Regions from separate parts of the Mus musculus genome. Here region 2 is linked to region 1. Evidence: chromatin loops called from intact Hi-C (ENCODE). Cell type or tissue: heart. All regions are shown on one strand. Each heading gives the region's core, and the rest is flanking DNA. Links, peaks and the distances in the headings are about the cores only.

Region 1 (2,909 bases), core at 171-2,670:
AAACCCTACAGAAAACACAAATCTGTATGGATACCTATTTTCAATTTGGCAGATAAGTTTAACTTCCCATAGTATCTTTTGCAGAATTTGAGTCTTGTGTCTGTATTATTTAAATAATCACTCATCTATTTCCGCATGGTTACAACTACACAAGGTCTGGAAAAATATTCATCTCACAACACATACATGGTTTTCCCTATCTGAATATTTACAACTCGTCTACAGAACATCAAACACAAGAAGTAACGATACATGGATCTTGTCAGCTGACGATGGGACGACCCTCAATTCTGAAATGTCCAAGTGGTTTACAGCTTTCTTCTTACTCAGTAAAACCCGGGAGGAACAGAATCTAGCAAGCACATCCCCTGGTTTCTTCCCGCATCTCCGCTGATTTCTATGGTCTTTTTCATTGATATTTCTTAGACTTCATCTTTGCAAAACCATCGTCCTTCGCAGTGAAGCAACCATGATTTTCAACAAATGCAGGGGAGGGAAAGATTGCTGACAGTCACAAGGTGGAAGTCAGAAGAGTCCTCTTTGCTTGTCAGCCTCAAGCCTCAAGTGCCCTTCTCTCTCCCGGCCTGCTTCATTCCACCCTGCCCACGGCTGGATTCTGGCATGGATTCCCCACCTCATGACATTTGCCCAGACATCTGCCTTTGCCCTTGATTCTAGGAGTCACCTGACTTCCTGGCCACCAATCTTTTATTTTTATTTTTTATTTTTAAAAGACAGTCTCCTGTAGCCCAGGCTGGCCTCCAACTCGCTACATGGCGGAGGATGACCTTGAAGTCCGGTCCTCCGGCCTCCTTCCTCGGAGGTTATAGGTGAAGGCCACCCCTCAGTCGGCGTTGGGGCCGCGGGCGTCGGAGGCCGTGAGCGCCAGCATGAAGGCGCGGGCGTGCGAGTCCATCTGCGGGGGGTTGGCGTCGAAGGCCGCCTCCCTGGCCCTGCAGCCCTCCACGAACAGCCGGCGGCGCTCCTCGATTTCGTGGAGCAGCCTGGTGGGGATCAGGGGGTTGGTGTGCAGATAGTGTTGGAACATCCGCTGCTCGTACAGCTCTAGGAGGAGGAGCGGCGCGTGGACGTGCGGGATCGCCATCAGGCCCGCCACGCCGGGGAACTGCCCGGGAGCCAGGCCCGGGGCCGGCGCCATGGGCTGGGAGGCTGTGGCCAGCGGGTCTTCCTGGGCTTCGGGGACCGGACTGCCTCCGCCCAGTCCCACCTGCAGGACGTCGCCGACGCCGTTCATGGGGCTCAGGTCCGGGATCCTGCTCTCTCCGGGAAGCTCGGACATTGCCACCGTTGAATCCTCAGAAGCACCGGCTCCGGCGGCAGCGTGAAGATGTGCGCATGCGCGGGCCTCGGCGCCCTGGAAAACAAAAGTGCTTGCGCAAGGACGGGTGCCCGGACCTCTATCGCCCTCTAGGGGTGCCATGTGCCATTACCGCCACGGCCGCCTCAAGTTCTGAACCAGCAGGGGCGGCATCACATACTTTAATTTATTATTATTATTATTATTATTATTATTATTATTATTATTATTATTATTATTATTTTATTGCCTTGTTTGAGGCAGCGTCCATGTACATTTGGCTGGCCTGGAACTCATATATACACTCAGATCTGCCTGCTTCTGCCTCCAGAAAACTGGAATTAGCGGTGGTGGCGGCGCACGCCTTTAATACCAGCACTCCGGAGGCAGAAGCAGGTGGATCTCTGGAGCCAGATCCAGGACAGAGAAACCCCGTCTCAACAAACAAACAAACACATATATGGATGTTTTGTTACATATCTGTATATGTAAGCCATATGTGTGTCTGGATCCTAAGAAAATCTGAAGACGGTATCGGTAACTAGAGTTCCAGGGTGTTTGTGAACTGGGCTAGAGATAGCTCAGTGGCTGAGAACTTGCCTAGGGTGTAAGGTCTTGGGTTTGACCCCTATCTGAGAGACAGAGAAGAGAGAGAGGGGAGGGGGAAGGAAAGGTGGGGAGGGAGGAAGCAAGGTAGTTTTGAGCTACCACACAGGTTTTGGGAACTGAACCTGGGTTGTCTGAAAGAAAAAGTGCTTTTAATCTCCGGACTGTTTTTTAGTGTGTCTGTGTAAGTCGGAACCGTGCAGCTGTGGAGGTCAAGGTCAACGTCGTGGCCTTCTCTCCTTCCAACCTTATTGAACTCAAGGTGCTAGTCAGTTGTGCTCTACTCTGGCTTCTGTGTCACATTTAGCTTTGAGTGCGCACACGAGTTCGAGCCACGGCAGGTGTATGGAGATCAGAAGATAACTTTTAGGAGTCAGTTCCATCCTACCATGTGGACCCAAACTCAGGTTGTCAGGTTTGGCAAGTGAATGCCTCTACCTAGTGATCCATCTTGCTGGCATATTTTCTTCATTTTTGCTCGTTACGGTTGGTGTAGCCGTTTCTCTCGGCACTTCCATGCCTCTTTCCCCCACGCAGTGGCAGCACTTCCCTTACTTGAGTGTAATACACTGTTGAATCTCCTAGGGTGGCCACTGCCTGTCGATAATCTCAGAAAACAAGAGGGCTACCCGTGGTGGAGCACAGCTGCAATCCCAGTCTTTGGGAGGTAGAGGCAGGAAGATGAGATTATGTTCGTCCTGGGCTACTTGGCAAGTTCTAGGCCAGCCTGGGCTAATGTGAAAAGTGTGCTAAGAGTCTGAAATGCAGCTGTATCTCCGCCACGTAATCAACTCTGCACCTGCCTTCTCGTGCCTTTGAGGAACCCAGAGGCCACATGTCTCCAACCTGTCAATGCTGTCCCCAACACTCGCATCTGGAGCTCAAGCCTGTAACCCCAGCTACCTAGGTGTCCAATGCCGAAAAAGTTCAAGGGTAGCCTGGGCTACAGACTTCAAGGACAGTCTGGGCAACTAAGACCATGACT
Region 2 (2,874 bases), core at 1-2,500, 110 kb before region 1:
CAGCAGGCATCGTGGGGTGATTATTTTCCTTCTACTATGTGAGTCCTGGGGAATAGAACCCAGGTCTTCAAGCTTGATAGCAAGCATCTTTACCTACAGACAGACCACTGACCAGCTCAGATATGTGCACTGATGATCCCAGCTCTCAGGAGGATGAAGCAGTAGAGGAAAAAGTCTGAGGACGGGGCTGGCGAGATGGCTCAGGGGGTAAGAGCACTGACTGCTCTTCCAAAGGTCCTGAGTTCAAATCCCAGCAGTCACATGATGGCTCACAGCCACCCGTAATGAGATCTGATGCCCTCTTCTGGTGCATCTGAAGCCAGCTACAGTGTACTTACATATAATAATAAGTTAATAAAAAAGGTCTGAGGACAGCTTTGTCTACGTAGCAAATCTCTAACTGAATAGCAAAAACTGTTTGGTTTTTTTTTTTTTAACAGGGTTTTCTCTATGTAGCCCTGGCTGTTCTGGAACTCACTCTGTAGACTAGGCTGACCTCAAACTCAGAAATCCGCCTGCAGAAATCCCAAGTGCTGGGATTATAGGTGTGCACCATCACTGCCCGGCAGCAAAGACATTTAATAGCCTAATCCCAGAGAGAAGTAGGCACGTGTGCTGGGTGACCCAGTCTGACTTTGGCTGCCCATCAGTTTAGCTCCAGGTTGGGGGGAGAGGAGGCTGCATCCAGGAAAGTGATGCTGTTGTTCTCTTTTCCACAGCGCCTGGCCCACGAGTGCCTTTCACAGAGCTGTGACAGCGCCAAACACTCTCCAACACTGGTACCCACAGCCACAAAGCCAGATGCAGTGCAGCCAGACAGTCTGCCCTACCCACAGTACCTGGCTGTCATCAAAGCCCAGATCACCTGTGCCAAAGACATTCATACTGCCCTGCTGGACTGTGCCAACAAGGTCACTGGAAAGACTACTGCACCCTCTACTGGCCCTGGGGGCAGCCTCTGAGGTCTTTCGGGGAGGGGCAGAGAATGAAGTATGGCCTGAGGCAAAACAGGTGGTTCCTGTTGCTGATTTGTCCGTGCCACAGTAATGCAGCTGAAACCAGCAGGGGGCAGCAGAGTCTTGCAGACAGCACAGACCTCAAACCCCACCACCACCACACCACTGTTGCCTCCACCCACGCTGCTCCCCAACCTGGAGTGGACCTTCCCACTGGGCCGATGATTACCTCTGTTCTGGGGACTCTGACTCCCCACCTGGCCCTGGGTTAGCACTAACTGAGCCCTTTAGACCTTCCTCAGTCTGTCCCAGTGTATGGATTTCCTTTTAACCCACCTTTTTCCAGTCCTGCCATCCTATCTCAATCAGTCCCCTTTTGTTGCCCCCAACACCTAACTGGGATCGTATTATACAAGAGGAACCAAAATGCCTGGGTTACTAGGGCTACAGGAAGGGACTTTCTGGCTCACAAAAGCAGCGCGTGAACGTAAGCCCTGACCTCAGCACAGACAACCTAGGAGAAGTTTGGGTCCACATTGGACCCTGCGTCAGCAGAGCTCTCTAGCTGTTCTGGGGAGGGGCCGAGGGGGGATATTGTGCAATGTGTGGGGAGGCCTGCTCAACAAGACTCCTTGGTCTCTATATTTTTAGCTCCAAAGCAGAAGTGAAAAGGCCCCAGCTTGAGTGAATCATGGATTCTGGGGAAGACCCCAGCTCCTCCGGGAAACAGGCCCTGGGGAGGGGGCTTTGGGGAGGGAGGGGAGGCCCCAGCCTGTGGGCCTGGACAAGTGCTGGATGGAACTACAAACCAGGCCCGGCTGCCAGTGGAAAGGCTAGCGTGACAGACTGGTTAGGGAACTGCCCCACCCCATATCTTTTGGGCCCTGGTTCCCATGTCACCAGGTTCCTGTGTCTACAAAAGTCCCAGAGACTGTGGAGACCTCCATGATGTACAGGAACCCAGATCATCACACTAGGAAAAGTGGAAAATGATCAAAATGAGAATGTATACACTGTTCAGGCATTCCTCCCTGCCTAGCTTGACTATTGCATGGTCTTTCTGCAGGGAAGGCGAGTTCCACCAGTTTGATCATGGGCCTCATTTCTTTTCATTTGGAGTTGTAGAGACAGTCTCTCACTCCATAGCCGGGGCTAGCCTTACAGTATAGTCCAGGCTGCCATGGAACAGAACCTACCTGCTATTACTTGCCAAGTATTGTGATTATATCGTGTGAGTGTGTGGGGAGTGCTTGCTTACACGTACAGGGTGTATGGAAGGGGGTGCCTGTGTGGAGATAGAGAAAGCCTTTTAGGCCACAGTTTCTCCTGTTTTCAGGCACGGAGGTTCTCTTGCCATCCTGTTGCTTGGCCCTTTGCACACACCGGCCGGCTTAGGCGCTCCCACTTTGCTGTACACGTGTTGGTTGCAGGTGTGCACTTTAGCTGGTCTTCAGTGCACTGTGGTTCTTTCCCCTACCCTTTACCCTCCCCGACCCAGTTTTACCTCCTAATACTGGATAAACAAGGCAGAGAGGAATTAAGAAAACCTCTGAATCTGATTTCTTTCCTTTTGTTTCGTCTTTGACCATGGTTGTTTTGTCTTTGACCATGGCTACTAACAAACCGCAGCCAACCTCCCTAAACAATCAACAACTACCCACCAAGCCTGTCTGGGCTCTACCACTTCTATGCCATCTGAAAAGTTCCAGAATTCCAAACATCACACAGTCGCAGAAACTATCTGTAGATGGCTAAGCCATGCCTCTGCTAGAGCACGAGGCAAATCATAGTCCACTGCCTCAAACAGTCCAAAGCAGCCCCCATGTCCCACCCCTAGGATTAAAATGGAAACGTTCTTATATTTCTGTGTTTTAAAAGAAACCAAAATTGCCACTACAGTGCATCACCATATTCATCT

The links. A loop is a pair of places that touch in the nucleus more often than their neighbours do. Peaks named below come from ENCODE experiments on the same cell type or tissue, not always from the same donor. Only the 100,000 strongest peaks of a DNase experiment are listed, where the experiment ranks them.
Region 2: it touches region 1 in a loop (2.9-fold over the local background); 1 of 42 quality-filtered maps calls a loop at or near these places.

The regions. Positions count from the first base shown.
Region 1 is chr7:28,276,172-28,279,080 of GRCm38, reverse strand. It overlaps Eid2b (EP300 interacting inhibitor of differentiation 2B), which reads right to left and starts at 1,375. Exons shown (of 1, transcript NM_001177427.1): 1 at 1-1,375. The coding sequence starts at 1,300. The coding sequence ends at 845. In heart, for the core only: a CTCF peak has its summit at 1,428; a DNase peak (open chromatin) is centred at 1,350; H3K4me3 peaks cover 1,018 bases; H3K27ac peaks cover 801 bases.
Region 2 is chr7:28,384,870-28,387,743 of GRCm38, reverse strand. Med29 (mediator complex subunit 29) reads left to right here. Exons shown (of 4, transcript NM_026042.3): 4 at 720-2,497. The coding sequence ends at 962. Among named protein-coding and RNA genes, the nearest start is that of Med29, 6.4 kb to the left of the region's middle. In heart, for the core only: a CTCF peak has its summit at 1,067 (motif pointing right); DNase peaks (open chromatin) are centred at 653, 1,073 and 1,533; H3K27ac peaks cover 805 bases.